Linked DNA regions of Homo sapiens: all the other regions are linked to region 1. Evidence: chromatin loops called from intact Hi-C (ENCODE). Cell type or tissue: dorsolateral prefrontal cortex. All regions are shown on one strand. Each heading gives the region's core, and the rest is flanking DNA. Links, peaks and the distances in the headings are about the cores only.

Region 1 (4,499 bases), core at 393-4,392:
TGATGCTGGCTAGGTTTATCTACCGCTAAGCACTCCCGTCTCCTCTGTGAAATGGGGATCACCGCAAGCTCTCACAGGATCGCAGACATGCGTGAGTTAACGGGTGACAAGGACAGACTCAGTACTCGGCAGCACCATCACCAATGCTTCCTCAAGGGCTTCATAATGGCGACAACAGCTCCTCAAGCCCATCCCGACATCCTGCAGTGCTTAGTGACGGAACCAGAGGTGCAGCCTGGAAGATCACTGTCAGCCCCCTTTGCACACTGCAGGGAGGTTCCCTTCTGGCCCAGCATCCCCATCTGTGCAAGACCTCCTGACCTCCCCTGCACCGAGCCCTTAACCTTTCCCTCCTGTGACCCTCTGGACCTCAGCCACCCTATCCTTGCTACATTCATCCTGCTGTCATCGGTTCCTCCTTCCCCTCCTGGGAGCAAGGAATCCAGGGTCTATATGAGTGACCAGCATCCAGCACTGGTCTTTTTCCAGGTAAGGAGTTGGGAGCTGTACTGCATAACCTAAAACTTCCATTAGGAATTTCCCACTTCACGGGGAACTCGTTCCCATGGGTGGATCGAGTGGCGGTTGTTCAGTGCCACAGATAACAAAGAGTACATCACTCCCACATGACCCCATTGCCTCCCGTTTTGCCCCATCCAATCATTCATCATTTCTTTATTACCATAAAACTCCACTAGAATGCTCTGTGGGCAGGGCCCATGTGAGAAGAGCTAACATCTCCTGAGTGCTGAGCGCAATGTCAAAGCACTCTCTGTGTATGAACTCATTTAGTCCTCACAACAGCCCATGGTGCTGGCACTCTTAAATCTGCATTATAATGATGGGGAAATTTTAACATGTGACACAGAGCTTGTGCATGGCCAAGCTGGATCCCCACCTCTGGCTCCTCAGCACCTAGAACTGCGCCCAGCACATGAGAGATGTTTGGTAAATGTTTGGTGAATGAATAAACAGATGATAAAGAAGTGAGGCATGTCTAAATGCCATCTGGAACCTTCCAATTACTAAGACACTAAGACAGTCACTGAAGGGCTAATACACAAAATTCAGTGGGAAGTTTCCCCTTTAAAGAAAGATGCCCAGCGTGAGGGATCTGTGTTGGCCACGTCACCTAGGTTCACTTCTCGGCAGTTAAGGGGCAGGGGGCTCAGACTGCAGCCGATTTAACGGCCACTGCCCCACCATCTCATCCTAAAATTTTATCATGAAGCCCTTAGCCAAGCAAGCAGCTGGCTGCGGGGCCTCGCATCTCTCTCTGATGTTACTACAGCACTCCTCAACTTCATTTCTGGAGCTGCCGAATGTTTGGAATTGTGTTGCTAGGCGATGAGCCAGAACGCCTCACTAGCGTTGAGAATCTCTTCCAATAATAGCCAAGAGGAAAAAAAAGGACCCCCTCAACACAGCCTATTGACAAGTAAGGATGTTTTTCTTGCCCTCTCTGCCCTGGCTCACAATCAAAAGCTCTAACAAATTAAAAGGAAACAAATGGGCCGGATGGTCTGGGCTCACCTGACTCTATCACCTTCACTCCCCAGCCCCAAAAAAAGGGGCAAGAAGGCAACAATCGGGATTCAAAAGCTGAATACCCACAGCTAATCAATTATATCTCATGAAAAGCAATGACACAGGGGAAATGTTTTCTGATGAGCTGCAAATTCCCTTTTAGAACAGGACCACAAAGTGACTGGCAATGCATGACTGTGCTATACTGATGGTGAACAGAAAGCTGCATGCATGCTTGATGTTTTTCAACTAGAAAAGACCACTGCTCTCAACACCACCACCACTCGCGACCTCACCACTGAAAGGGGTACCGCGCTGGACATGAAAAATTCAGATAACCACCACCCGCAGCTGCGGAAGGAAAGCGGCAGAGAAAAGACTAGGGCGCCCCCTGGTGGCTCCAATGTGGCTCTTCCTGAAATTGGCAGGAATAAAGCCTGAGCCGCTTTCTTGCAACCTCCAGCTCCCAAATAACCATATATTCAAACGAAATTAACTCAAGAGTAGAAACTTTGTTGTTAAAAAGGAGGTGAAGGGAGACAAGGCTGTTGTAAACACCAACAAATATCAACTGAATGAATTTTGATTAAGATCTAGTAAAGTAGTACCAGTGAGCTGGTTTCCGCAGCAGTGACGGTACTTCCGCAGCTACGGAGTCAGGATCACTTAGTCTGGTGCATTCCACAGGTCTGTATCATTATGCATCTACTGCCTTCCTAAATCATCATCTTCATTGCAGGAGTGATGGCACGAAAAAGCTCCCAAACATACACACACACATGCATGCGCACACACACAAACAAATGCTCCCTGGGATCTATCATTTTCTTTAGGCTCATTTTTTCCTAAGTTTCATTCCTTGACCTATGCAGGAGGCGAGAGGTTTTAAAAAAAAAGCCTAAGACAAAATACGGTTCCTGGAAAACGGCCCTGCTGCTTCCTTCTGTCTTGGGGTTTCTCAAGTACTGTCGTTTGGGACTAGATAATGCTGTGTTGGGAGGAGCTGTCCTGTTGGGAGGACCTGTCCTGTCCACCACAGGACGTTCAGCAGCATCCCTGGGCTCTACTTAGCAGATGCCGGAAGGACCCTCATCCCAGGTGTGACAACCATATATGTCCCAGACATGGCTAAATGTCCCCTGGGGGTTGCAATCACCCCCAGCTAAGAACCACCATCCTGCGTGATCACTTCCAATTTTCAGGCCTCATAGAAAGAGTAGCCTGGTTTATGTCCTCTTAACCAGAGGGAGGATTGAGGGGTAGATACCAGCTAAAGGGAACTTCAGGGCCTCTGCAGGAGGGATGGTTTCAGTAAGATGGAAAATCAGGTCAACCTATTTGCAGTTCAACAATAAGGCCCAGATGTTGTTTTCAGGAAGATTCGTCAGCAACGTACCCTTTGAGGGTGTTGTTAATGATCACACCTACCAGTTATTCAGTCTTTAAGATGCCAGATACTCTCTTGGATTTTTTTTCCAATTTTTCTTATCAAGGTATAATTTACATAGCATATAACACCCTTCGATAGCTCAGGTGGTAATTTACATAGTGTATCTTCTGAGTATCTTCCATCTGTTAGTTCATTTAATCCTCACAACTGTGTCAGAGGGGTACTATGATAGCCCCATTTTATAGACGAGAACGCTGAGGCACAGTTAGCTTAAATAACTTGCCCAGGTTCCCACTGCTAATACATGTAGGGATGTGCGTAAGAACACAGCCAGTGTAGCTGGTTTAACATCAGCAAGCAGAACAGTAAAAACAAAAATAATGATACCACGATTGCCAGTGTTGCCCCAGACACTATGTGCAATTACCACCTGCTAACTACCTGAAGTGTTTCGTGTTTCTTACTTTTTTCTAAAGCCTGGAACACTCTGAAGGAGAGTCGTGAAAGCAAAGGAACTTCTCCCCAGGAAAATCCACGTATGTGCACAAACACACAAGCACGATTTTGCACACAATTGCAAGAGGTATCTGAAATCTCTAAAACTATCTATGAGCCTCCAATGAGGTTCCCAGATACAACAGACACTTCATATAACTCCCAGGAATCCACCAAGGGGATAATATTACCACCATTTCAAGGACTGGGAAAACGAGTTCAGAGAAATTAAAGCATTTGCCCGGGGTCACATAGATCTTTCTCTTTAAGACACGGTCTCACTCTGTCACCCAGGCTGTGGTGCGATCAAGGCTCACAGTAGCCTACAACTCCTGGGTTCAAGAGATCCTCCTGCCTCAACCTTCCGAGTAGCTGGGATTACAGGCACGTGCCACCATGTCTGGCTTTTCTGTCTTCTTCTTTTGTAAAGAGAGGGGGTCTCACTATGTTGCCCAGGCTGGTTTTGAACTCCTGGCCTCAAGCAATCCTCCTGCCTTGTCCTCCCAAAGTGTTGGGATTACAGCCAGGAACCACTGCACGTAGCCACACAGCTCTTGAACAGCAGTGCTGTGGTCTGCCTGACCCATGTTCTTTCCATCCCAACACATTGCTTCTCAACTTGCCGTGATCACTGACATCAGGGCCCTACAAAACTAAAGGATGTGTAAAGTGCAGAAAGGATTTACATATCTAATATTCTAGTGGCTCTGATGATATACAGTGGCAATGTAAGGGCTGCTGGCCACTCAGAATTAAAACCTGAAGGTGACATTTGCCTTTCACAAAGACAGTTGTTGATTCACCTCTACAAACTCCATAAGACAGCATCTCAGCAAAACAGTCCACAGGGGTCTGGCACTCACACAAATACCATTCTGCCTCTTTCCAGCCCTCTTCCCACATCGGCCAACACCTGGCCTCGGGTATAAAAAGTTATGGGCCAAATGTCCAAGCCAGTGTGTTTACTGATACTGGCTTGCCTAGCCAAAAGCCATTCAAATTCACCTGAATGTCACCACATGTGTAAAGGAGACAGTAGGCAAGGGGGAAAGGAAGACACCTGTCTTTGGTATCAAAGAAACTAACG
Region 2 (4,499 bases), core at 314-4,313, 130 kb before region 1:
GTGGTACATGCCTACAGATAGTCCCAGCTACTCGGGAGGCTGAGGCAGGAGAATCGCTTGAACCCAAGAGGCGTAAGTTGCAGTGAGCCGAGATCATGGCACTGCACTCCAGCCTGGGTGACAGAGAGAGACTCCATCTCAGTAAGTACATACATATATACATACATACATACATACATACATACGACTTATTACAAGGGAGAAACATTTTTATTCTTAAGAGTCACAATTGCAACTCCAACGTGCAGCCCAAATAGTTTCTAGGTGATGGCACAGTATTAACGTATTCACTTTGGATTTGGTTTCCCTATTTTCCCCCCAACCTAACTCAAAGATAAGCATTTGGGGCATTCAAGGCCTACCATCTGCTCATTCGTTAAAAAACAAATGCTAAAATTTGTCCACTTGCAGCTTTGTTTGATCTGTCTCAAAATACATTGGCATTTCCCCTAATGTTGAACAGGCCCTTCCAGTATTTAGGCAAGATCGATGAACTCATTTGCAGAATGGTCCAGTTTCCACAAACAAGCTGTCACCAAAGCAAGAGGGTTCGTTTGCACTTTGCAATCCTGCTACTGTGTTTACCAAGGCATCTTTCCTCAGTACTACTGCAGGTCCAGCAGATGGGTTGCTAATGAAGAGAACGTGATTGTCTATTTGGAAAAATACAAGCTATTTATTGCAACTGATAAATCATGGCTTGACTCTTTGCCCAAACGGGAAGTCAGACAATGATGTTTCTCAAGTTTAAGAACAAGCTCCTGAGTCCAAGGACCAGCTTCAGAAGCTTTCAAGACAGTTTGCAGGCAAACTTTGACAACTAATGAAAGCTGTCTTTTACATTTTCTTTGTTTTCGTTTAAACACTCCTAGAACAGACGTGTACAAACTATGGCCCTGAGGCTAAATCCGGGCTGATGCAAGTTTTGTAAATAAAGTTTTATTGGCATACAGCCAAGCCCACTCATCTACACAATGTCTGCGGCTGCTACAACAGCAGAGCTGAGCAGTTGTGACAGAGACCCATCTGGACAACAAAGCCAAAAATATTTACTATCCAGCCTTTTATAGAAAAAGTTTGCTGAACCCTGTCCTAGAAAGAATGAAAGCAGTTCCTCTGAATTATCTCGTAAGTCCAACCAGACCAGTATGAGACAGAGCTGAGCTACCTGAGTGATCTAGGTCCAAGCACAGTTGACCAGTACAGGTCGGACTGCAGAGGTAACCTCAGCGTCAGCTCAGTTCATCCCTTTTGACTTGGCTGAAGGCACTACCCCAAGAACAGCAACCCTCTACACTACTTCAATTGTTAGGTAAATCCCTTTGACGGTAGATCTTTGAAGAATGCAGGAACTTATCTTCCTTGATTTTTCTTTAAACATCATGTGACAGTCAAAAAAAAAAAACCCCACCATTCTTCAAAGGGAATTGTAAAAGATGAAAAATGGTAGGAAGAAGGTTTATTTGGGGCCATCTGATGTGGTCCACTGGACATAAGTCACAAAAGTATCTCTACATTGGCAAAAACTCATGCTGGGTCCAACTGGCCATTTGACATCAGGGAGATGAAACCACTCTTTTTCTTCGCTTAGCCGCATACACGACATGGAAATTGGTTAGATGTTCATTTAGATCCAGACCAGGCCTAAAATCCTAGGACTGGCCTGACCATTTCCATTATTCATTCATGCACACATCCAAATCATATTTACTGAACACCTACTATGTGCCAGGTACTATGCTGGTGCTTTAGTTATGGAGGCCAATAACACAAACAGGAATCCTGCTACCAGGGAGCTTACAGACTAGTGGAGAAACCGAAAACAAGTTCAAACCAGGAATAAATAAGACATACTGCAAATTGTCACAAGTGCTCCATAAAACATAGCTGGAATGCTGAAGGGGGCAAGGTACATCCTGGCAGGCCAGGGAATGGCTCTCTGAGGAGGTGGCAAGTCCAAGGTCTGTGTGAAGGAATGAGGGCAAGCAAGCCCTGCAAGGCATTTGGGAGTGGGGGAGAAAAGCGCATTCTAGACACTCACTTAGGGAGAGCAGCAGGAGTCAGAAGACTCGGTGGAGGCTCCCTCGTGTGGTCACTGCAGGGAGGCAGCCTGCCCCGCATCACCAGCTTTGCAATGAAGTCCCTCTGGCTCTTGACTCGCCATGTGGCCTCAGGCAAATCAAGTCTCTGTGCCCCTAGCTTTTTCACGTGGACAGTGGGAAAACTCAAGAGACGGTGACTTTGGTCAGCCCAGCCCTGAGGCGGGAAAAACACGGCTTGTTCCAGGAACTGAAATGAGGTGATACAGGCAGAGAACAGCATAGGTTGGGGAGCTGCGCACCAGACAGGGTTGAAAAGGTGGGCAGGGCCAAGTCAGGCAGGGTTTTGCAAGTCATGGTAAGGCATCTGGATTTCATTTTAATTGCAACGGGAAGTCACTGAAGGGTTTTAAGCAGGAAAATATCTTGAGCATATTTGTAGTTTTAAAAGAAAGCTCTGTGTTGTAAAGAAAGGGGTAAGAGTGACCAGAGCAGAGGCAGAGAGAGCAGGATGCTGCTGCTGTCATGGACTGTGCTGGAGGCAAGGTAAAGCAGCTGAACCTGACCTCGAGTGCCAACTCGGACCAACTGGAAGTGGCCATCTATAACACTGTGCTGAGAACGTGCTGGAAGTTTAGACAGGGATCATTGGGGAAAAGTATCCTGTTTGATTAATGATGCCTGCCATGGGTGTGGAAGGGAGAATAGCAGTATGGTGTCAATATCTGTCCATCTCTCTACAGAGACCGAGAACATTTCAGTGCCTCTAACACTAATGTGTCTACAGCTCGGCTGGGGGCCTTGTTAAAGTGCAGACTCTGAGACGGTAAGGTCTGACATTCTCCTTTTCTTTTCCTGACAGGGTCTCAACTGTGTTGCCCAGTCTGGTCTTGAACTCCTGGGCTGAAGTGATCCTCCTACCTAAGTCTCTGGAAGTGCTGAGATTACAGGCGTGGGCCAGCCCAGCAACATCCTGCCTCTCTAACATGCTCCCAGGTGACGAGTCCACTACTGCTGGTCCAGAGACCTCACTTCGGTCTTTTTTTTTTTTTTTTTTTTTTTTTTTAAGACAGAGTCTCGCTCTGTTGCCCAGGCTGCAGTGCACTGGCTGGATCTCAGCTCACTGCAACCTCCACCACCTGGGTTTAAGCAATTCTCCTGTCTCAGCCTCCCGAGTAGCTGGGATTACAAGCACGAGCCACCATGCCTGGCTACTTTTTGTATTTATAGTAGAGACTGGGTTTCGCCATGTTGGCTAAGATGGTCTTGAACTCCTGATCTCAGGTGATCTGCCTGTCTCAGCCCGCCAAAGTGCTGGGATTACAGGCATGAGCCACCGCGCCCGGCCTCAGAGACCTCATTTTGAATAGCAAGAATCTAGAGAACTTACTTTCCCCCCATAGATTTGTGTAAGATAAGCTCCAGTTCCCAGGGCCTGACACAGAAAAAGAACACTCAGCAAATGTTGACAGAATTGAGTTGGTCATTTCTGTGTGCCTTTCAGCCTTCAACTGCTATGAAAAGAACTCTGAAGAATTCCAGGCAGTTAACCATAAAACATGAGCAACATCACAAGTGTGTATCATCCATCTTCCGCGGAGCCACTCCACGTTGTCACTGGGGTGCAGATCATTTGGGTTGGGGGAAGGAGTCCAAGAGAAGAAGTGAGGAAAAGGAAAAGGTGAGAAATGCGCTAAACAGGGCTGTTCCTAACCACACGGTCATGATCGGAACATTCAGCTCTGTGGGATGACAAGGGAAGTAAAATGGGGAGAAAGGAAGAGCTACTGCTATGTCCCCAGAAAAGCAGCACCCAATCCGCCAGACCCCCAGATGCACTGCATGACAACAGCAATGCTGGCTTGTACAAAAGCCCCAACAGGGAGTCTCCAGCCTCATCCTACACTTCACCACAGTCCCAGCCCATAATCCCAACTTATCTGAGCATTGGCCAAGTCCAAATTTCCCTTTCAAAGATAGATTCAAATCCGGTCTCGATTAGGGATGGTAGCCAGACCCTGCCGCCTGAAGATGGAATCAGCTAGCCAGTAGACGTGTTACATAAATGCCACCAAAACCTGAAGGCTCAGTGGGGCGTGGTGGCTCATGCCTGTAATCCCAGCACTTTGGGAGGCCAAGGTGGGCAGATAATCTAAGGTCGGGAGTTCGAGACCAGCCTAGCCAATACAGTGAAACCCGTCTCTACTAAAAATACACACAAAAAATTAGCTGGGTATGATGACACACACCTGTAATCCCGGCTACTCGGGAGGCTGAGGCAGGAGAATTGCTTGAACCCAGGAGGCAGAGGTTGCAGTGAGCCAAGATTGCACCAGTGTACTCTAGCCTGGGTGACAGAGCAAGACTCTGTCTCCAAAAAAAAAAAAAAAAGAAGGCTCAGTCCACGCCCTTCAGCTCCCCTGGAAACCCAAACCCTCTTTCTAGAATAAACAGAGAACC
Region 3 (4,499 bases), core at 279-4,278, 340 kb before region 1:
ATAATGGCAGGTGTCTTTAATTCCAGCTACTTGGGAGGCTGAGACAGGAGAATAGCCTGAATCCAGGAGGCGGAGGTTGCAGGGATCTGAGATCACGCCACTGCACGCCAGCCTGGGTGACAGAGTGAGAATCTAACTCAAAACAAAACAAAACAAAAGTCAAAATGGATCAAATAACTAAATTTAAGAGTTGAAACTATAAAACTCTCAGAAGAAAACACAGGGCTAAATCTGTGTGTCCTCAAGTAGGCAAAGGATTCTTAGACATGATATCAGAAGCACAAGCAACAAAAGAAAAAACAGATAAATTGGACTTTACCGACATTAAAAACTTTTGTGCTTCAAAGGACACTATCAAAATGGAAGGACAACCACAAAACGGGAGAACTGAAGACAAACGTTCACACAGAGACTAGTATAGGAATGTTCATAGCTACATAATTCGTAACAGCCATAAATGGGGAACAACCCAAATGGCCATCAGGAGATGAATGGATAAGAAAAATGTGATCTACCCAAACAATGAAATATTATTCAGCCATTAAAAGGAATGAAGTAGGCCAGGCGTGGTGGCTCACACATGTAATCCCAGCACTTTGGGAGGCCGAGGTGGGTGGATCACAAGGTCAGGAGATTGGTACCATCCTGACTAACACAGTGAAACCCCGTCTCTACCAAAAATAAAAAAAAATCAGCCGGGTGCAGTGGCAGGCGCCTGTAGTCCCAACTACTCGGGAGGCTGAGTCAGGAGAATGGCGGGAACCCAGGAGGCGGAGCTTGCAGTGAGCCGAGATAGCGCCACTGCACTCTAGCCTGGGCGACAGAAACTCCATCACAAAAAAAAAAAAAAAAAAAAGGAATGAAGTAGCGATGCATGCTACAACACAGATGAAACTTGAGGATATTACGCTAAGTGAAAGAAGCCAAGCATAGAAGGCCACGTATTGTATGATTTCTACGATTCTAAGTCACAAAAGGCAGATCTAGAGAAAAATCTGCAGAGAAAAATATAAATCATTCTATTATAAAGACACATGCTTAGCACATATTCACTGCAGTACTATTCACAATAGCAAAGACGTGGAATCCACCTCAATGCCCATCGATGATACGCTGGTTAAAGAAAACGTGGTACATATACACCATGGAATACTATGCAGCCAAAAACAGAACGAGATCATGTCCTTTGCAGGGACATGGATGGGGGTAGAGGCCATTATCCTTATCAAACTAACACAGAAACAGAAAATCAAGTATTGCATGTTCTCACTTAGAAGTGGGAGCTAAAGGATGAGAACACGTGACACAGAGGGAAACACCACACACTGGGGCCTTCTGGTGGGTGGAGGGTGGGAGGAGGGAGAGGATCAGGAAAAATAACTAATGAGGACTCGGCTTAATACCTGAGTGAAGAAATAATGTGTACAGCTAACCCCCATGGCACAAGTTCACCTACGTAACAAACCTGCACTTGTACTCCTGAACTTCAAATAAAACTTAAAAAAGAAAAGAAAGTCGATTACTGGCTTCCAAGGGCTAGGAGGGGAAGGGTTGTGGGGGTGATGGAGACTGCCTGCTAACAGCCACAGAGTTTCTCCAGGGTGATGAAAACCTTCTGGAATTAGAGTGGTGATGGTTGCGTAATCTTGTGAATATCCTAAAAAGTGACTGAATCGTACACTTTGAAAAGGTGAGTTTTATGGTTTGTGAATATCTCTTTTCTTTTGTTTTTAAGGACAGGAGAAAGAGAGAAGGCTGAAGCTCAAGGCAAGGGGAGGGAGGATGTGACAGGTGCTGACTCCTGCTCTGGGCCGTGTTCCAATTTATGCCCTTTGCGAGCACAGCTTCTTTCAGTCTCGAGTCAATCCGGTGGGGTGGGTGACATTCCCATTTTATACATGAGACTCTAAGAGGCGAGGCTGGCCCAAGGCCACGCAATTCCAGGAGGCAGAGTTGGGCTGCATCCCCACGTCCCCTGCACCCACACACCAGCTGGACGGTTTGGCCAGCCAGCTGAACCCCACCAGATACTCAGGGAGAGCCAGGAAAATACCACTTGGCATCTGGGGAGCACCCACCCTGCACCAAGCATGTTAGTGCTCTTCCCCCACTGCAGGGGTGAAGGTGTACTACTGCCCTAGCAGAAAAGTGGGAAACTGAGTCTCAGAGAGGCAAAGTAAGTGTACCAAGGTCACATGGCTAGTATGTGACTGGTATGGTTTAGCTGTGTCCCCACCCCAATCTCATCTTGAATTGTAGCTGCCATAACTCCTTCATGTTGTGGGAGGGACCCAGTGGGAAATAACTGAATCATGGGGGTAATTTCCCCTATACTGTTCTCGTGGTAGTGAATGAGTCTCACGAGATCTGATGCTTTTATGAGGGGAAACCCCTTTCGCTTGGCTCTCATTCTCTTGTCTGCCACCATGTGAGATGGGACTTTCACCTTCCGCCATGATTGTGAGGCCTCCCCAGTCATGGGAACTGTGAGTCCATTCAACCTCTTTTGTAAATTGCCCGGTCTCTGGTATGTCTTTATCACAAGTGTAAAAACAAACTAATATAGTGGCTAACTCAGAAGCCAAGCCCTGACTCCACACCGGAAAATCAGGACCCACTACTCCCCGCTGGCCTCTCTGGTGACTTCCAGTGGCTCTTAGGTGTCACTATCTTGTCACCAGGTCATGGTAGACATGCAGCTGCTGGCCCACTAGCCGTCTCTCAGCTCTCTTCCCTGCCTACAGAGGCTGCTTCCCATTGCAAGGCTGGCAAATGACACTTTCTCAGGTGCCCCTGCAACCAGGACAAGAGCAGGTGGAGGGCCTCTGGGAAAGACTGGCTTCACTGATGAGGGAGGCTGGGGAAGGGAAGCCTTCCTTCTCACGTGCTCTGAGCCCTGCCTTGGAAGCCCGGGCTGCCATGTGCAACCACGATGGAAGACAATGGTCTACATGGCAGGTGGACAATCCTGTCCGGTGCCTTCCTCTCTACCCTCACCTTACATCATTCTCCCCCTTCCCTGCTGTGTTTCCCTCTCTGCAGCCAGGTAGATCTTCCAGTTCTTCCAACAGGCCCGGCTCCTGTCCATCCCAGGCCCTCAGCCCAGAACCTTCCCTGAGTCTAGAACGTTCCTTCCACCCCTACACCTGGTTAGCTCCAACTCAGTCATCAGATCTCAGTTCAAATGTGACCTCTTCTGATTTTAATGTGCTCAAAAGTCCCTGGGCTTTCTGACTGTTCATTCATGATTATGGTCATTTCTTCAACAACAAGCTCTTACCTCTGAGCTGAAGTTCTGAAAGTCTGTGAGTCTGGCTATCCTTGCCACCACAGACCAGGCAGCCTCACTGCCTCTACCTGGCACCCAGCAAGGCGCAGCCTCAATGCTGGTCTGTGTTAAAAGAATGTCCAAATCTAGGCTGCTACCTTTTCCTGCTTGGACAGAGGTTGAGATCAAATGATCACTGAAAAGACAGGGTCTGCCAGAGTAAAGGGGTCCTGGGCTGGAGTGAGCGGGTAAATGAAGAAGGGGAGAGGTAAACTGGGTGGTAAGGGGGAAAGGAGAAGGACACCAGCAGAAAGAAAATAAAGGGAGAGGGGAGAGCGCTGAACCCAGCTGAGCTCTCAAATTAGGTCAAAGTTTCCCAAGGAGGGCTGATGCCTTGGCTAGAAACCAGGTGGGGCTGGGACGCCTGCAGTGAACTGCCTGCCTGGCCTCATGGGACTGGTGGCTGCCTTCAAGTCACCTGATGCATCAAGTAGGTCAGAATAAAGATAGTCCAGAGATGCCCCCCTACTCCTGCCCCCTCACCTCCCCACTCCTGCCCAAGCTAGGCCAAGAGGTGAATCTCTGAGGCTGCTTGGAAAGGTCAACAGGAAACTCTCAGTAAGCCAGCAGCCCCTGGCCAAGAGTGGACGTGTGCTCCCAAGTCCAAGTCCAAGGTTCTGCATCTGTGCCACATGGGGTGAGGAGCCCACACCAGGCAGAGCTGGGCCTGGCAGTGCAGATGGACCGCTGGGGCCCTGGGCTGTGGGCAGCTGCAGCAAGCCCAGCATGAAGATGCCAGGCAGTGGCCCTGGGCTGGGGGGAAGGGCACCCCCCAGAGTGGTTTGGAAGGCCAGCCCTGCTTCACTGATGGTGCAGCCGAAAAAGACATTAAGTGCCAGCAGCCAGCGTGCATTTTTGAGATTTCACCTGAAGCAACAAGGGGAAGATGGTGGAGATAAATCTGGGTGCCGGTGTGCTCCTGACCCCTCCCAGGGACTCTGGGTCCTGGGGCTATGAAGGAGGAGAGGGCAGCTATGGGTGGGGAAGGAGCCAGGGTCAAGAGGGGAAAGGACTCAGAACAGCTAACCAGCAATTCGGGGAGACAGAGATGTTGTCTACCTGCCAGCCCCATTCTGCCCCTTGATGTACTTCATATGTATGTCCTGAGACTCAGTTCAGATGTCACCTGTCCTCCGCAAAGGCCACCATCTCCCATGCCTGGCACAGGCAA
Region 4 (4,499 bases), core at 93-4,092, 360 kb before region 1:
TTCCCCCACCTAATCTGTGTTCTTCCTCCAGACCACCCTGTCCTGAAGCAGTAGAGAAAGAGCTCAGGCTCTAGACAAGGCATTGAGGTATAGTGTGGGCCATTCTTGAGACCTGCCGTATCTCTGCAAAACACAGACAGATGCCTCCCAATCACTAAGAGTGGGGAGGCCCCACTCCAGAGAACAGAGGTTAAAGTGCAGGCTGTGGGAACTGCTGCCTCAATTAACCCCCGACTCCACCACCTGCCAGCTGGACAACCCTGGCCAACCTACCTTACCTTTCTGAGCATCAGTTTTAGCATCTATAGAGCGGGGATAGTATTAGCACCCACCTAAGAGGGTTGTGACATAACACATGCATAAAGCATGACCGGTGTTTATTGTACTGTTATTAGCAATTCTGGAAAGGGGTTGAACTCTCCTTAAATGCTACATGAACACACAATGTGACTTGACCTGCCCTGAATGTATTGCTACTTAGTAAGGAGAAGAAAAGGGTAAAGGGGTCTGGTCTGACATCACAGCTTACTGCCCACTAGAAGAGGGTGGCATTATGGCAAAGGAAGCCTCGAGTATCACAATCAACTCTGTCAATGCAACTCAAACACTGCTTTGGTCCTGAGATGCACAGTGTTCTCTCTGGAGGCCATCGGCAGACAAGATGCTAATGCCCCGGGCCTTCTGGGAGTTCAGAGGGTGCTCCTGAGCAGCTCCCATCAACCTAGGTACGTCTCTGTGAAGGCCAGCAGCTCAGAACCTTTCCACCTTTGGAAAAGCTCACAATCCCAATGCATCCTCTCCCTGAAAGGAGGCAATTTCACACATCCCCCCAGGCACACATGCACATACTCCACCAGATACATATACATACACATGCTACCGGGTGCACACACTATCAAGTACTCACACACGTATCCCTTCAGGCACACATGCACACACCCCATCAGATGCTCATCCATGCACACACTACCAGGTGCACACACTACCAAGTACTCACACACTGCCCCACCAGGTATACATCACTTTCGCCAGATGCACATACACACACACACACACACACACACGTGCACACATGCCACCCAGTATACACCCTTACCCCACCCCAAAACTATCCTCTACCATCATTCTCTCTCTGCTTCTTCACAGCATTTGGTATAATGAGCAATTATCTTGCCTAGTTTTTTCCAGTATCGTGCTGTATTTATTGATGCCATAGGTTGACACTGTCTGTTTACAAGATGAATCATTTGAAATGGCAGGCAATCGCAGCTGCTGACCTCAATCTGTGGTACATATCAAGACTTTATTTATTGATGGCTTGCTGTCCTCTCTCCACTGAACGTAAGCTCTGCACATTTTAAGATTTTATTCTTTTAATTGACAAATACTAATTATACATATTCTTGGGAGTACATGACCAGAGTCTTATTCACTATGCCCTAGTACCCAGACCAGTGCCTGGAAATAATGGATATTCAATACTATGAATGAATGAATGAACAAACAAATGAACAGATGAATAAATGAACATCACCTGAACATTTACTTGCAATTGTACCTTTACAAGTCTTCATCTTTACTATGCAATGAATTCCTTGAGGGCAAGAACCAAGATGGAAACCCCTAGGAGCCCTCAGTTCCTGGAGATGCCCAACGGGTGCTAGATGGGTGGGTAGGTAGATGGATGGATAAATGGAAGGAAGAGAAGGAAACAAGAAGGCAAGCAGGAAAGAAGGAAGGAGGGAGGGCTTACCCTCCATACCGGGCCACCTACATCTCATCTATCCTTGCTTATAAGCATCTGGCAGTGAGCAAAGGATGGACGCTTCTGACAGTCAAGACCAAGGTCTGCATATGCAAGTCTCTGTGTGTGGCACTGTGACACCTCCTCCAGCCTTCTGCACAAATAAAGACTTTGCAAAGCCTACTGGATGAAGTTACCGACACTCATAGCAGCGAAAACTGGGAAGTCAGAAAAGTCTCACCTAAGACAGAGGAAGAAACAGGTAGGTCCCGGGATCCACAACTCAGGGAGGGAAGAGACAAGGAACACTGGCTAATGTGGGGAGAAAGAGGACTTCCTTGGCCAGGGCTCTGGGAGCCAGAGTGGCAGCAGGTGGCCACCGCCACCTAGAGGTCAGTTACAGCCACGGCGGGTGCTGGCCAAGCCGGTATGCAGGGCTTGCCTGGTGTGTGGCTGACCAGGAATGCTGGAGGTTCTCAAAAAAAAAGTCCTTGATGGGGTAGACCCAGGGTCTGGAAGTCCCAGCCAAAAGGGCCACGAGGTGTGGGGGCTTTAGAAACCCCAGGCGTAGACCAAGCTCTAACTTGCCACCCAAATCAGACTCGGTGGGGTTCTACCAAGGAGAAGGGCGTCTTGGAGCTGGCTAACAGACTCAGGTCGTCTAGAAGGAGGAGGAAACCTTTGTCAGGAGGGACAAAACCAGCTATCTTGCCTCCTACTCCTTTTCCACACCACAGCCAGAGCAATGGTTCCCAAGTGTAAATTAAAGTCCTCCAACGGGCCAGGCGTGATGGCTCATGCCTGTAATCTCAGCACTTTGGGAGGCCGAGGCGGGTGGATCACTTGAGGTCAGGAGTTCGAGACCACTTTGGCCAAAATGGTGAAACCCCATCTCTGCTAAAAACACGAAATAATTAGCCAGGCATGGTGGTGCATGCCTATAGTCCCAGTTACTCGGGAGGCTGAGGCAGAAGTGCCTGAACCTGGGAGGCTGAGGCAGAAGTGCCTGAACCTGGGAGGCAGAGGTTGCAGTGAGCCGAGATCACGCCACTGCACTCCAGCCTGGGTGACAGGGTGAGACTCCATCTCAAAAAATAAAAATAAAAAATAAAAATAAATAAATAAATTCATTCCTCCAATGATGCGCCACTGCACTCAAGCTCAAGTCTAAATTCCCAGACGTGGCTTGCAGGGCCCTGCCTGATCTGTTCTTCCTCACCTCTCTCTTCGGGTTATTTTCGATGTTCGCTCTTCAACTGAGCAGCAAGCCACATTCGCCAGCAGCACCTGTGGCCCATGGAAACTCATAACTAGCTGTTGACTATAAGTCCCTAAACGCCATGTGCTATGTCACCTCTAGAGTTCTGGGCAGCAGTTCTCTCAGCCTCTACTCAAAGAGCTCTTTGCATCAGGTAGGAATCGCATTTGGTTCCAAAATAGCTGGGGTCTAATCACTTGGGGCTTCTTTTCTGATGGACAAGCAGTCTGCAGGGAGGCAGTCCAGAATTGGGATGGCTGCTCTCCTTAGTCATCAGGGACTGAGGCCGTCCATCTTTCTGCTCTGCGATCTTAGCTGCAGAGTTGCCATCCCCCAGGTTACCACATGGCCCAAGGCGGCTGCTGGAGTTCCACCTATCATATCTCAATTCTAGGCAACAAGAAGCAGAAAGGCAAGGCATGTACCACGCAGATGAGGTATAAGCAGCCTTTCTGGGAAGCCACAACCAATACATCTACCTATATCTTACTGGCCAGATCTTAGTTACATGGCCATATGTAGCTGCAAGGGAAGCTGAGAAATTTACTATTTTCTATGTGGGCATAATGCCCAGGGCTCTGTTACTAAGAGATAAGGAAAAAAACAACAACAAAAAAAACCCATGGCTATTTTCAGCAAGCAACTAGCAGTGTCTGCCACACTCCTATACATCCAATTACCACATCTTGATGGAAGGCCAGGGGACAAAAAAAATTCCAAAGATACCTTCCCTGCCATCTAAATGCCTACAGTCTTATTGAGGACTCAAACAAATACAGCTGAAAAGATAAATGACAATATCAAGCAGAATTAAATGAACCACAAGTCCCACTGCAGTCTTTGAAGGGTAACTTTTATGCAAAAAGCAAGAAAAGGAACAATTACTGAGGGCCAGCGAGGTGGCTCATGCCTCTAATCCCAGCAATTTGGGAGGCTGAGGCACAAGGACTGCTTGAGACCAGGAGTTCAAGACCAGCCTGGGCAACACAGTGAGACCCCATTTCTTAAAAAAAAAAAAAATTACTGAGCCCTTACTCCAGCTGGACTCCATGACAGCCACTTTGTTTGTTTTTACTTCTCTTCGTTTTCACAACAACCCTGCAAAGTAGGCATTAGGCATCTGCATTTTGTTTAAGAGGAAATAAATTGGGGTTATATGATGTGCCCAGGGTCACACCGCCAGTAAGGATTTCCAGCAAGGATGGCAAACCTGCCAAGTCTAGAGCTACCTGCCTACTCTAGTGTACAGTGGTGGTTGCCTGGGGAAGATGGTGGTCATGTGGGGGATGATTCTGAGAATGCATCTGAGTTCGATGAGAAAGTCTGTGATTGATTGGCCACGTCTGCCATGGACAGGTGAATAGGGCCAGGTGGCATGAGAGCCATATATGTAACATTCCTGTTTCAGAGGCTTACAGCAGTTGGTTCGTCTGTGGAAATGCCACACTGGCACTCTGCTGTCTATACGCCTGGGAGAATGAAGGGTGGGAGGGGAGG
Region 5 (4,499 bases), core at 264-4,263, 180 kb before region 1:
ATGAACTTGGAGTTGAATTAAGTATTAACACCAGAGAAATCAAGAGATCGTGCAGGAAAAACGATCATGCACTTCACAGCTGTAGATAGCATTTCCAGTTATAATAATGTAATCACTGAATACTGATCTAACCAAAATGATGATATGACTGTGCCAGAGGATGGGGAGCTGCGTGTTGCGTGTGTTTTCTGGAGGTGGAGCAGTCAAAGACAGTTACCCTTCCTCTTCCACGATGAGAAATAAGTAATTCCAAAAACTGAAAAATAAAAAAGCGGCAACAGGCGTGTTGATCAGAGATATGGAGGCAACAACCCAAAGCATGAGTGGAAAAGCTTCCAAGAGGGGCTTCTGAAGGGTGGCAAGTGGGAGACAGTGACAGCCAGAGGCCTCCTGTCTTTTGTAATAAAGCTAAGAGAACCAATGACTTTATCTATGTACCTGCAAAGTTTTGATTTAAAGACACAAACAAAATTATGTGTAAACTATGATTATATGTTAGTGATATGTAAACTATGTAATCAGAATTTGAGGGGAGCCTGCACTTAGCCATGGGACTTAGAAAAGTCAGGTAAGAGAGCAGTGGAGCCCGTCGGCAGGGCAACCAGGACACAGATACCTTGGCAGGCACCGCAGCATGAAGCTGGCTGCAGCTGCTCAGCAGAGCCTGGTGCTAATACATACGCAAAATGGCGAACTCACAGCCCTGCTCTACCCGTGACTCCAAATGATCTCTTCATCTTGCCCAGGCCCAGGCTGCTGCCCTCTGCAAGGAGGTCCTGCTCATCACAATTCATTCAACCCGCTTCAAGTCCACACATCTCATTAGCAATCACGCCACTGGCCTCCTGTCCCCAAGGCACTAGCCCCGTCCCCAAGGCACCAGCCCCTCTAGGACTATATTTAAGAAGAATCAGCAACCTTCAACACTGGTGGGGGCAGAGGTGCAGAAATAAGCTTTTTGACCTTAAAGGCTTGGGGAAAGACCCTGGACAGTCATGAATTTACATAAGTTCTCTCAGCAACTAGCCAGTCAACCTTCCCCTGCAACTACCTGACTTCCTTGCTGCCCTGGTTCAGTTTTAGCAAGCATGCCAAAAATTTCAATTCCATGTATGAAATAATACAAAATTAAGCCTAACTATATCATACTTTTCCCATCAGTAAGCAGCTTCGAAGATGGACCCCAGGCAGGGCACAGTGGTTCACACCTGAAATCCCAGCACTTCGGGAGGCTAAGGCAGGCGGATCACTTGAGGTTAGGAGTTCAACACCAGCCTGCCCAACAGGTGAAACCCTGGTCTCCACTAAAAATACAAAAATTAGTCGGGCATGGTGGCACATGCCTGTAATCCCAGCTACTCAGGAGGCTTAGGCAGGAGAATCACTTGAACCCAGGAGGCGGAGGTTGCAGTGAGCTGAGATCACGCCACTGCACTCCAGCCTGAGCAACAGAGTGGGACTCTGTCTCAAAAAAAAAAAAAAGATGGTTCCAATATATTACATTCAACAAAGATGGTTCCAATTCCCCCTGCCCCTTGGTATTCACATTCTTATATAATCCCTACCCCTTGAGCATAGGCTGGACTTACCTCCAATAAACAGACTATGTTTATTGACTCACCTCCAATAAACAGACTATGGCAGAAGTGATGGGGTTTCACCACTGAGATTAAGTTATAAAGACTGCAGCTTCTGTGTGAGGTTGCCTTTCTTGTTCATTTATTCTTACGAGCTTCCTACGGAGAGAACCTCATGGCAAGGAACTGATGCACGCAGCCAACAGCCCCCATGAGCCACATGAGGGCAGTGCACACTCCTCCAGTGGAGCCTTGGGACAACCGCAGCCTCCAACTGACACCATGACAGAGCCTTAGGGGAGACCCTGAGCCAGGCATGTGGCTAAGCCACACCCAGGCTGTCTATCCCACACAAAGATTGTAAATGTTTGTTGTTTTAAGCCATCTAACTGTGAGGTAATTTGTTACACAACAATAGTTAACCAACGTAGAGTCTTTAATCATTCCATAGTTACTTCTTGAGAGACCACTTTATTTATTGATTGATTTTTTTGAGAGTCTCGTTCTGTTACCCAGGCTGGAGTGCAGTGGCGCGATCTTGACTCACTGCAACCTCCACCTCCCCAGTTCAAGCCATTCTCCTGCCTCAGCCTCTTGAGTAGCTGGGATTACAGGCACACACCACCACGCCCAGCTAATTTTTTGTATTTTTAGTAGAGATGGCATTTCACCACATTGACCAGGTGGGTCTCGAATGCCTGACCGCAGGCGATCTACCCGCCTTGCCCTCCCAAAGTGCTGGGATTACTGACATGAGCCACTGTGCCCAGCCGAGAGACCACTTTAAATTAGACTGAGTTAGACCATGAAGTGACGGAGATGGTGATATCATTTCATGTAGATGACATGCACAAAAAAATAAAAATATAAATATAAATAAGAGGTAAATGTGCCATGTTGCTCCACAGCATAAGGATTAATATTTACAAAGTGAGGGAATCGACTGAACAGGTTAGACATCTCCCATCTCTCAACTGCCAAAGGTGAGTATGTGGGGTCAAGGCATGAGAGACCATTCATCCCATGAGGCTAAGTTCATGCAAGCACAACATCGGATTTACTTTCAAGTCGAGAAGGTTCAATTTGCCTTGGGAGTAAAAGAACATCTGGGTATTAAGGAAGGCAGCACAATTAAAGTCTGAGTAACGTCAAGTCATTTGAGAGGCAAAAATAACAGATGACAACACCATTCTACACTCTTTGCACATCCCCCCAATAAACCAATCAATTCGTAAAGAATCAATTGTGACTGAATTCTGAAAGTCAAACCTAAACAATAAATACAAACATTTGCAACTGATCAAACTACAACTTTTCTAAGTCGCATCTTTCCTGAGGGTGATTTATGGGTTTTAAAACTGAAAGAACGGGGCTGGACGTGGTGGCTCACATCTGTAATCTCTAGGACTTTGGGAGGCCAAGGTGGGTGGATCACTTGAGGTCAGGAATTTGAGACCAGCCTGGCCAACATGGTGAAACCCCATCTCTACTTAAAATACAAAAATTAGCTGGGCGTGGTGGTGCGTGCCTGCAGTCCCAGCTACTCGGAAGGCTGAGGCAGGAGAATCGCTTGAACCTGGGAGATGGAAACTGCAGCGACCCAAGATCGCACCACTGCACTCCAGCCTGGGCAACAGAGTGAGACCCCATCTCAAATAATAATAATAATAATGATGATGATGATGATGATGATGGTGATGATGATGATGATGATGTAAAGTAAAATGGAAAGAATGACAATTTAATACCCCAAGAGAAAAACATACTTCTCTATTCATGTCGATGATAGCTCACACTGACTTCAAAAATAGAAGGCTTCAAGACATTGGTTAGCAATGCAATCTGAAATGCATTAACAATTTCTGCCCATATTCTGAGTTACCTTGACAGTGTTCAGAAATTTGTATTTTGCCCTGGTCAAGGACCGCATGAAAAGTACACCTGCTGGAATCCAAGAAGACAGAAGCTTTTATCTACATGGCTGGATACTTCCATGTTCAATCAGAAACTTACATTGTGCTTTAAGCACAATGTAGAAAGATAGGTCAGTAAGACCTATCTTATTGTCACAGAAATCAAAATAATGATACTGCTTCAATTTACATAGCACTGCAGATTACACAGTATTTTCACATCAAAATCTCACTGGAGCCTCCAAGCAGGATTCAGTCTGGCCATTTTAATCTCGTGCCAAATGTGAAGATGGTGATGCTATTAACTGGGATTTCCCATTGAGCCAATCAACCTAGTTAACATCTACCTTATTCACGGGAAAAATCCGCAGTCTACTTACCTGCCTATACTCTGAATAGTCAGCAACTTTCTCCTGTGTCTCCCTGATGGCATAATTATAGAAGTTCCACTCCAAATGGGAAAATAATGATTTGGCAAAAACAAGAAGCCTTCTCTCCTTATATTCAAATAGACAGGGAGACTGTGTTTGGTAGAAGTATATAGACATTTATGTTCAACAAGAACTAATTTTCATGTTCCAGAAAAGCTGTGGGTTAGTCAGTACCATCAGCAGGTCATCTAAACTTAGAGAACATTCATAACTTTTCATCTCATCGCAGCCGGCCACATCTGTTTGGGGGTATCTGTGTTAAGTCGTCTAAAATAGGTAGAAACTGTGCTGAGCTTGCTAGCAGGCACCAGAGAACACATAGGGTTTTCTGTCTAAATTAAGTGAAACTTCTGATACCATGGAGAGCGGCATGGCAAACAGTATGATGAGGTTACTGTTTTGCTTTCAATGTGAACAAGCTGAGCATGACCCAGATGCAAACAGTGTGAGATGCTGATGACGAAAATAAAGAATCATTTTAAATTCAGAGATGGTTTTCCAGGACATTCAAATGCATAAAATGAGGTATGCCCAGGTCCCATAACAACGGGCAAGGTTCTGTGTCTTAGGAAATTTGG
Region 6 (4,499 bases), core at 81-4,080, 1.4 Mb before region 1:
TCTCCTAGGACAATGGAGAACAGCATTTGTTTGTCTTTCTCAAGACACCTGCCAGGTCCTGAGAGTCCTTAGCCCAAGGTAGCCACGTTTTATCTCCTCATTAAGTGAGTCTGATTCCAATTCCAGGCCACAAGAAATATCTCTAAACTTTCTACTTACGGGGCTTAGGTTTCTCCAGCTAAATCTTAGAGAAAAACTCACAGTCATCAACAGAGTGGCTAGCTCCATATCAACTTCCCTTCATTTCTTCAAACAGGAGAATGATGCATTGTACTGGGGGAGGGAGGCTGCGGTTAGGGTGGTTCACTTGCCCTTTTAGATCCACTAAAAAGCTGAGGGGTAATTGCAGATGCAAACCTGGCACCGTTAACTGCAAAACTCCACACCGAATTAATAAAGAATTGGGCACTTAGCTTCATGTTTTTGCATCTTAACACATGAAGGCACTTTGTAAAGGGTTGAATGAACATAATTATCAATTTCCACATGCATATTAGGATTCAGCCGGGGCCAGGCAAATGCTTCCTAAACACAGGCTGTCAGCAATGACAATGAGCACTTTTACTCTCTTCTCTCATCCACCATGTGAACATTTGTGTCACTTTTTTTCTTTGGACTCCTTTTTACTGGTTTCTACATAAATCCCTGGTGAATGCAAAACATTGAAGGTGCACTTGAAGCCAATATAATTGGGAGTGGAGGACAAAATGGACTTTGACTTTGCTTTCTGTGGAAGAAATAAGAGACATATCCTATGGGATGGTGGAATTGGCAGAGAATGACTTGGGACAATGGAGAGGAAGGCTGCTTCATTTACTGGGAAATAACTTCAGACAGAGGCTGAGGCAGGGGATGATGTGAAATAGGGCATAGAAGGGAAATCTCATTCTGGAGAAGGAAAAATACTAAGGTATGTATATAAAATGAATTTTGGATACATAGTGTATAAAGGTATAATTATGTGGTTATATATATTTGGGCATACTCTGGTGTAGAAATTGAATAAACTAAAATAGTAGAATTAGAAAATGACTTAGGGGATATGATAAAAAAAAAAGAAGGTAGCTGATTATGCTTTTGTGATTGCAATAGTGAGATTGGCCAAGGACACAGATAGCATTCCACTAAATAGAGTGGGGTGAACACTCAGGCAAGTCTTCACATGGTCTGGCCATGAGACTGCCCTTCCCTCCGCTAATGAGTTTGTAATGAAGGAAGCCACATGAATAGAAGTAAATAGTAAGCAGGGACAGAGTAGCACAGGTCTGGTATCTCCAATTTTGGAGAAAGTCTAAGATGGAATATAGAAAAGATGATTCTCCTTCCTTCTGTCCATTTCTATTGATCCACGTCCAAAGCCTAACACCACATAATGGGCTTCGGGGGACAGTCTGGCTTCTTTTGTAGAGGCCAGGTGAAGCACAGGTGTTAGAGCAAGTCTGCCTATATTTGAATCGCCATTTTGTCACTATCTGTGTGACTTCGGGCATATTTCTTCCTGAGTCTTCCTCCCTCATCTGTAAAACAAAGATGACGACAATGGTACCAACCTATAGAATTATTGTGAGAGATAGGTGAATTTGCACAATTCCTGGCATGTAGCAAGCACTCATCAAGCACTTTCTATTACGATATTTAATACGTTGACAAGAGGATCCATGCGTGTGAGTCAGAGTGAGAAGTGGAGAGGTGTCAGTGAAGGCAAACACCTTTCGTAAAGTGCTTCTCCTACTCTGCCTGCATCTTTTAGCTCTTCTTCCTTCTGCCTATATCCTCATCTCCATTTTTTCCTTAATAATTTACATTGACATAGTATCTCCTTCATGTTCCGAAACAAACCCACGTTATAGGAAAACAAGGTATACAATGATTCTCAAAAGGTCAACCTTTTATAATTGTGCACGGTTGGTTAAATTTGTCCTGCAGGGGGAGCCCTTTCCCTCTCATCTCCTTACAGCTAGCCCATAAAAGAGAAATTTCTGTCCTCTAGAAAGGATCAAGTAGATATGTCTGCCTTCTCCTTACCTCTCACTGGTACTCTTCGAAGAAGGAGGAGTTCTTTAAATGACATATGAGATGAGGGTATTATTTGATGTATGAGATGACGGTATTATAACATTTGATGTATGAGATGAGGGTATTATAACATAGATCGGACAAGCCTCTGTACTGGAAAGAATTCATGTTCTAAAGACAGTGGATCCCTCTTTTTCTCATCTCTTACTCTTGATTGGGAGTGAGGTGAGCTGCAGTCTTCCATGCAGCTATCAGACAACAACCAACCAGACCTAAGCCTTCTCCTATGTGGTCCCCTATATCATTTAACAATGGGCATAAAACAAAGTAGTTTAAAATGTAGTGGCTTAAAACAACAACCATTTATTATGTTTTACTAGTCTATGGACTATCAGGATAGTTCTGCCAATTCGGGTGGGCTCGTTCCTGCATCTTCAGGCAGCTGGAGGGTTGTCTGGGGGCTGGCTGGTCTAGGATGGCCTGGTCTGGGGCAATTTGGCTTTGTTCCATGTGTCTGTCATCCTCCAGTAGGCTAGCCCAGGCTTGTTCTCATGACCATGGCAGGGATTCAAGAGTGAGCAAAGCCAGTTGCATTGAGAAGGCAAGAAAAAACTCACACAGGTTTGCAAGCTTTTGTATGAAGTTTGTGATTGTCTTATCTTACAAAATAGCTCACATTTCCAAGCCAGGGAGTTACAGAATTACAGGCAAAAGGTGTGGATAAAGGTAGGCCATTAATTGGGGTCATGAATGCAATCAATGTATCTCGATCCCAAAGTTTGCAATAAGGAGCCTGGGACACATATCCCCATATTGCAAGGGCAAAAACAAACGGTTTTCCCTGGGGATGCTAGAAAAGCTATACAAGGCTGGGCGCGGTGGCTCACACCTGTAATCCCAGCACTTTGGGAGGCTGAGGCAGGCAGATCACAAGGTCAGGAGTTCGAGACCAGCCTGACAAACATACAAAATACAAAAATTAGCCAGGTATGGTGGCACGTGCGTATTGTTCCAGCTACTCGGGAGGCTGAGGTAGGAGAATCGCTTGAAACAAGGAGGTGGAGGTTGCAGTGAGCTGAGATTGCGCCACTGCACTCCAGCCTGGGTGACAGAGTGAGACTCTGTCTTAAAAAGAAAAGAAAAGAAAAGCTATACAATGTGAGGGATTCTTGAGCCAACCTTTAGAAGATGAGAGTATATTCTTTAAGAGGGAAGAGGGCAAACCAGCTCAAGCAGAAGATCAGAGGCCCCAGACAGCTTGGTGTATTGGAAGACCTAGTAATAGCTCAGTGGAGTAAGTACAAAGAGGCAACATGAGAGCTGAGGTTGAAGAGGTTGAGCCAAATAGCTTAGGTTTTTATCTTGCAGTCTACCAGAAGCCACTGAAGATTATTATGCTATTGAATGATGTGATCAGCTTTTCTTTGGAAAGATAACCCTTGCCCAAAGTAGTAGGAAGAGGATGCAGAGACTAACACCCATCCGATCTGTAAGTTGGGAGACTTTTGTTGTCAAATAATGCTCCATCTTCCACCTACCCACCTTTGTTTAGCTCTGTTGTTTCTCTCAGGAACACAGCCAAGTGGTTGTAATTCACAAACCTGGAAGCCAGCTCTTTTCAGAGTTGTCAGACAATAAGGTATATGGACCGTGGCAACAAAAAAAGAACACTGGAAATAATGGCTGGAATAAGAAGCAAAGCCTCAGTTTGAGGCTCTTTCTTGCATTTTCACCCTGAAGCATCTATAATTAAGCTGGAGAGAAATGATTTACTTAATTCATGTTATTTTATGCAATATCATTAGCAGTATTCAGTTGTTTCTTTATTACCCCTGTGCACCCTCCCTCTGTAACAGTTGAGAATAACAATTGGGCTTTACTTGTCTTCGGGAAGCCAGCCCATTCATTGAAGGAAAAATGGCCCCAGCCCCAGGTTGCCATAGACACTGGAGAAGGCTGTCACCGAGCTGCAGCACACCTATTTCCTGGTGACATGCAGAATTAGAGGTATTGGGGAATCAAAGGGAAAACTAACTTGATGAAACAAAGGGTCCCTTCAGCATCTCCTGACATACTTCTTTGCAAAAGCAGTCTCTCTGTACCCCTTCTCCCTTCCCCTTCTCCTTGAAGCCAGGTGAATGAATTTGAATCCGAAGCCCTGAGAAGAATGAAAGCAGTAACTTCCATGCATGGCTCAAAGTTATGCACAGGGCAAAGACCTCCTTTAAATCACATCGGCGACTTGCCAGGATTCCAAACTTCTTGACATGTCCACAGTCCTCAAGGATCTGTCACATGCCTATGTCTCTACATTCCTCAGTTACTCTGTTATCATTATGCTGTCCTCCTTTGAGAGCATAAATGTGCAAAGCATTTTCCCAACTAGGGGATCTTTGTCCTCCATGATTCCTCTTGCTAGAATTCTCTCTCTCTTGCCCTTTATGTGGTTGGCTCCTTGCTCTTCAGGTCCTCCGATCTTCAGT
Region 7 (4,499 bases), core at 240-4,239, 720 kb before region 1:
AAACCCTGTGTAGAATAAACAAACCATATCTGCTACCCATTTGCTCTTCTGATCTAACGCAGTGCCTCCATTATTTATTTATTTTTATTTTTTGAGATAGAGTCTCACTCTGTCACCCAGGCTGGAGTGCAGTGGTGCAATCTCAGCTCACTGCAACCTCCACCTCCCAGGTTTAAGCGATTCTCATGCCTCAGTCTCCCGAATAGCTGGGACTAATGGCATGCGCCACCACACCCAGCTAATTTTTGTATTTTTAGTAGAAACGGGCTTTCACTATGTTGGGCAGTTTGGTCTCAAACTACTGACCTCAAGTGATCCACCCACCTTGACCTCCCAATGTGCTGGGATTACCAGTGTGAGCCATCATGCCCAGCCAGTGCCCTCTTTTTTTAAAGATCAAGTGGCTTGGGCTCAGAAGGGTTATGTGATGGGTTCATTGTTCACATTTGGCAGAGCCATAACCAGAATTCGGCTTTTCTCACTTCAAAATCCCTCAAAATCTGCTTGTTCAAAAATTAAATCATGGGCCAGATGCAGTGGCTCATGCCTGTGATCCCAGCACTTTGGGAAGCCAAGGTGGAAAGATCGCTTGAGCCCAGGAGTCTGAAATCACCCTGGGCAACATAACAAGACTTCGTATCTACGGAAAATAATTAGCAGGTGTGGTGGCACCCACCTTAGTCTCAGCTACTTGGGAGGCTGAGGTGGGAGAATTGCTTGAGCCCAGGTGTTCAAAGCTGCAGTGAGCTGACATTGTGCCACTGGACTCCAGCCTGGATGACAGAGCAATACCCTGTCTCAAAAAATGAAGAAAAGAAAGGAAAAAAAGAAAACTAAATATTTTTCATTATTTCTTTATTTTATTTTATTTTATTATTATTTTTTTGATACATAGTCTTGCTCTGTCACCCAGGCTAGAGTGCAGTGGAGTGACCTTGGCTCATTGCAACCTCCGCCTCCCAGGTTCAAGCAATTCTCCTGCCTCAGCCTCCTGAGTAGCTGGGATTATAGGCGCACACCACCACACCCGGCTAATTTTTGTATTTTTAGTAGAAATGGGGTTTCTCCATGTTGGCCAGACTGGTCTCAAACTCCTGACCTCAGGTGATCCACCTGCTTTGGCCTCCCAAAATGCTAGGACTACAGGCATAAGCCATGGCGCCCAGACTCTTTTTCTTTCTTTCTCTTCTTTTTTTTAAGATAAAATTGACTTTTCCCAGTATCCCATTTCTAAGAGCAGAATCATTTTTTCTCGATTTTCTCAGGCTAGAAACCCAAGCCTGTGATTTCTGTCTTGCTGTCTTTCTCATTGCATCCCTCCCTTCATTTCTTCTTCATTCCGACTTCCAGACCCTTACATTTAGCCACTTCAGGGCTCAGTTGCTCTCCTCATGCTCAGTTCCTTTCAACCACAACCATGGTTTGTCTGTCTTAAAACAGCTCCTCTACCTAGCTGATACGGTTTTGCTGTGTCCCCACCCAAATCTCATTTTGAATTGGAACAGTCCCCACGTGTCAAGGGCAGGGAGAGGTGGAGATAATTGAATCATAGAGGCGGTTTCCCCCATAGTGTTCTCGTGGTAGTGAATAAGTCTCATGAGATCTGATGGTTTTATAAATGGGAGTTCCCCCGCACACGCTCTCTTGCCCGCCACCACGTAAGATATCCCTTTGCTCTTCCTTTGCCTTCCACCATGATTGTGAGGCCTCCCCAGCCATGTGGAACTGTGAGTCCATTAAACCTCTTCCCTTTGTAAATTACCCAGTCTTGGGTATGTCTTTATTAGCCGCATGAAAATGGACTAATACACTAGTACTCAAGGTTCTCCACCATCTGGCCCCATTAACCACCCAGGGATGTATTCTCTTCCCTTCCCTCCTCGCACAGTCTGTTACCCACTCTCACCTCCAGGGGGCGCGCAAGACCCTCCTCCCTTTCCGCCAGTTGACTTTGTTGACCAAAGATCGCAATTGAGCCACATTAAGGGGATGAAGGCAGAGCACAAGATCAGAAGTAAATTCTGATTCCTCCCCCTCTTGAAAGCATCCTGGCCAGTTTCATCTATTTCATACAGGTTAAATAATGTATTTAACATTTAATATAAATTAACTTATTTTAATTAATATAAATTAATTTAATTAATAAATTAATTATTGATGTAAATTAATGTTTAATGCTGATAATAATAACAGTTACTTTTTTTATGAGACAGAGTCTCGCTCTGTTGCCCAGGTTGGAGTGCAGTGGCGCGATCTTAGCTCACTGCAGCCTCCCTCTCCAGGGTTCAAGCAATTCTCCTGCATCAGCCTCCCTAGCAGCAGCTGGGATTACAGGAACGCACCACCATGCCTGGCTAATTTTTGTATTTTTTGTTGAGACAGGGTTTCACCATGTTGGCCAGGCTGGTCTCAAACTCCTGACCTCAAGTGATCTGCCTGCCTCCACCTCCCAAAGTGCTGGGATTGCAGGCGTGAGCCACTGTGCCTGGCCCAGGTACCATTTTTGAGAGCTAACCACGTGCAGGTCAATGTGTGTTTTCCTGCAGTTTCTTATTTCATTTCCCCCAAAACTCTATGAAGTATTTCATTTTGAAGATGAAGACACTGTGGTTGAGAAAGACTAGGGGACTTATTCAAGGTTATATGGCCAGTGGTGGGGCTGAGATGCTACCCAGTTCTGTGGCCTCCAAGCTCTCAATCTACGTGTGATGCCTTCCCACAGCCCTGGTGGTGGGACCCACGTCTAACTTCTTTGCATCCTTCACGCTGCCTCAGATTTCTCATCCATCAAATGGCAACAATAACAATCTGTATTAGTTTCCCATGGCTGCCATTATACAGTACCACAAACTGGGTGACTTAAGATAGCAGAAATAGACTCACTCTCATATCTGGAGGCCAGGAGTCTGTGATCAAGGTATTGGTGGTGCCATACTTCCTCTAAAGGCTCCAGGGGAGAATCCTTCCTTGTCTTGCCTCTTCCTAGTTTCTGGTGTTTTGTTTTGTTTTGTTTTGTTTTGTTTTTGAGATGGGAGTTTCACTCTTGTTGCCCAGGCTGGATTGCAGTGGTGTAATCTCGGCTCATTGCAACCTCTGCCTCCCCGGTTCAAGCAATTCTCCTGCCTCAGCCTCTCAAGTAGCTGGGTCTACAGGCTTGTACCACCATGCCCAGCTAATTTTGTATTTTTAGTAGAGACAGGGCTTTTCCATGTTGGTCAGCCTGGTCTTGGACTCCTGACCTCAGGTGATCCACCCACCTCAGCCTCCCAAAGTGCTGCGATTAAAGGTGTGAGCCACGACGCCCAACCAGTTTTGTTTTTTTAATGGTCTTGCTCTGTTGTCTAGGCTAGAGTGCAGTGGTGTGATCTCAGCTCACTGCTACCTCTGCCTCCTAAGCTCAAGCAATTCTCCCGCCTCAGCCTCCTGAGTAGCTAGGACCACAAGTGCACACCATCACACTCAGGTAATTTTTAAAATTTTATTGCAGAGACAGGTTCTCGTTATGTTGCCCAGGCTGCAATTCTCCCACCACAGCTTCCCAAAGTGCTGGGATTACAGGCGTGAGCCGTCATGCTGGGCCCTAGATTCTGGTGTTTTCTGTTATCCTTGATATTCCTTGTCTTATAGATGCATCCTAGCCACACACTCTAATCTCTGTGGTTGTCTTCACATTGCTTTCTCTGTGTGTCCTCTTCTCTTCTTAAAAGACATCAGCCCAGGCACGGTGGCTCATGCCTGTAATCCCAGCACTTTGGGAGGCCTAGGCAAGAGGATCACTTGAGCCGAGGAGTTAAAGACCAGCTGGGCAACATGACATCCAATCAGAAACTCCCAGAGTGAAGTCTTAGGACGAATATGCTTGAAAAGCTCCCCAGGAAATTGTAATGTGCAGCCAGGATTAAGAACCACTAATTGAGACTAATATGCTCAGAGTCTGAAGAGAGAAAATCCAGAATCCTGATGTTGGAGTGCCTCTAGCTACAGACCTTATTTCTCCAGAATATTATATCCTCAATTAAAAAAAAAAAAAAAAAAAAAACAGGCTAGGCCAAGCCTGGTGGCTCACGTCTGTAATCCCAGCACTTTGGGAGGCCGAGGTGGGTGGATCACTTGAGGTCTGGAGTTTGAGACCAGCCTGGCCAAAATGGCAAAACCCCATCTCTACTAAAAATACAAAAAAAAAAAAAAGAAAGAAAATTAGCTAAGCATGGTGGCAGGTGCCTGTAATCCCAGCTACTCGGAAGGCTGAGGCAGGGAGAACTGCTTGAACCCAGGAGGTAGAGGTTGCAGCGAGCTGAGATTACACCATTGAGATTACACTCCAGCCTGAGTGACAGAGCAAGACTCCATCTCAAACAAACAAACAAAATCTAAAAAAAAACAAGCTAGTGCTTTGGGAAGATAAAAACCAGCAAGACTTGACAGATTCAGACATGTGTTCCTTTTCTTAGGAAACAAGAGAAGGAACACTCTATAATTTTTTTGTTGTTGTTTGTTTT

Evidence for each region. Peaks named below come from ENCODE experiments on the same cell type or tissue, not always from the same donor. Only the 100,000 strongest peaks of a DNase experiment are listed, where the experiment ranks them.
Region 2: it touches region 1 in a loop (2.9-fold over the local background); 38 of 110 quality-filtered maps call a loop at or near these places.
Region 3: a loop joins it to region 1, with 3 times the contacts of the local background. A loop is called at or near these places in 3 of 110 quality-filtered maps.
Region 4: a loop joins it to region 1, with 3 times the contacts of the local background. A loop is called at or near these places in 11 of 110 quality-filtered maps.
Region 5: a loop joins it to region 1, with 6 times the contacts of the local background. A loop is called at or near these places in 26 of 110 quality-filtered maps.
Region 6: it touches region 1 in a loop (5-fold over the local background); 13 of 110 quality-filtered maps call a loop at or near these places.
Region 7: it touches region 1 in a loop (3-fold over the local background); 50 of 110 quality-filtered maps call a loop at or near these places.

The regions. Positions count from the first base shown.
Region 1 is chr16:12,092,786-12,097,284 of GRCh38, reverse strand. The region is part of intron 11 of SNX29 (sorting nexin 29); the gene reads right to left. Among named protein-coding and RNA genes, the nearest start is that of SNX29, 120 kb to the right of the region's middle. RefSeq lists an enhancer at 1-595. In dorsolateral prefrontal cortex, for the core only: CTCF peaks have their summits at 1,718 and 1,918 (motif pointing left); DNase peaks (open chromatin) are centred at 1,274 and 1,894; H3K4me3 peaks cover 1,193 bases; H3K27ac peaks cover 1,564 bases.
Region 2 is chr16:12,226,506-12,231,004 of GRCh38, reverse strand. All of the region lies in intron 14 of SNX29 (sorting nexin 29), which reads right to left. Among named protein-coding and RNA genes, the nearest start is that of SNX29-AS2, 140 kb to the left of the region's middle. In dorsolateral prefrontal cortex, for the core only: a CTCF peak has its summit at 2,085; a DNase peak (open chromatin) is centred at 2,104.
Region 3 is chr16:12,437,447-12,441,945 of GRCh38, reverse strand. All of the region lies in intron 18 of SNX29 (sorting nexin 29), which reads right to left. Among named protein-coding and RNA genes, the nearest start is that of SNX29-AS2, 67 kb to the right of the region's middle. RefSeq lists an enhancer at 2,689-3,190. In dorsolateral prefrontal cortex, for the core only: no CTCF peak of the experiment used is centred there; a DNase peak (open chromatin) is centred at 1,899.
Region 4 is chr16:12,453,072-12,457,570 of GRCh38, reverse strand. The region is part of intron 18 of SNX29 (sorting nexin 29); the gene reads right to left. Among named protein-coding and RNA genes, the nearest start is that of SNX29-AS2, 83 kb to the right of the region's middle. In dorsolateral prefrontal cortex, for the core only: CTCF peaks have their summits at 1,937 and 2,138 (motif pointing left); a DNase peak (open chromatin) is centred at 2,140.
Region 5 is chr16:12,268,610-12,273,108 of GRCh38, reverse strand. The region is part of intron 14 of SNX29 (sorting nexin 29); the gene reads right to left. Among named protein-coding and RNA genes, the nearest start is that of SNX29-AS2, 100 kb to the left of the region's middle. In dorsolateral prefrontal cortex, for the core only: a CTCF peak has its summit at 1,791 (motif pointing right); a DNase peak (open chromatin) is centred at 1,808.
Region 6 is chr16:13,451,572-13,456,070 of GRCh38, reverse strand. It overlaps a transcript of SHISA9 not described here. Among named protein-coding and RNA genes, the nearest start is that of ERCC4, 470 kb to the left of the region's middle. RefSeq lists an enhancer at 2,243-3,442. In dorsolateral prefrontal cortex, for the core only: a CTCF peak has its summit at 1,937 (motif pointing right); a DNase peak (open chromatin) is centred at 1,940.
Region 7 is chr16:12,816,953-12,821,451 of GRCh38, reverse strand. No RefSeq gene overlaps it. Among named protein-coding and RNA genes, the nearest start is that of CPPED1, 15 kb to the right of the region's middle. RefSeq lists silencers at 1,838-1,917, 4,303-4,499. In dorsolateral prefrontal cortex, for the core only: a CTCF peak has its summit at 1,895 (motif pointing right); a DNase peak (open chromatin) is centred at 1,910.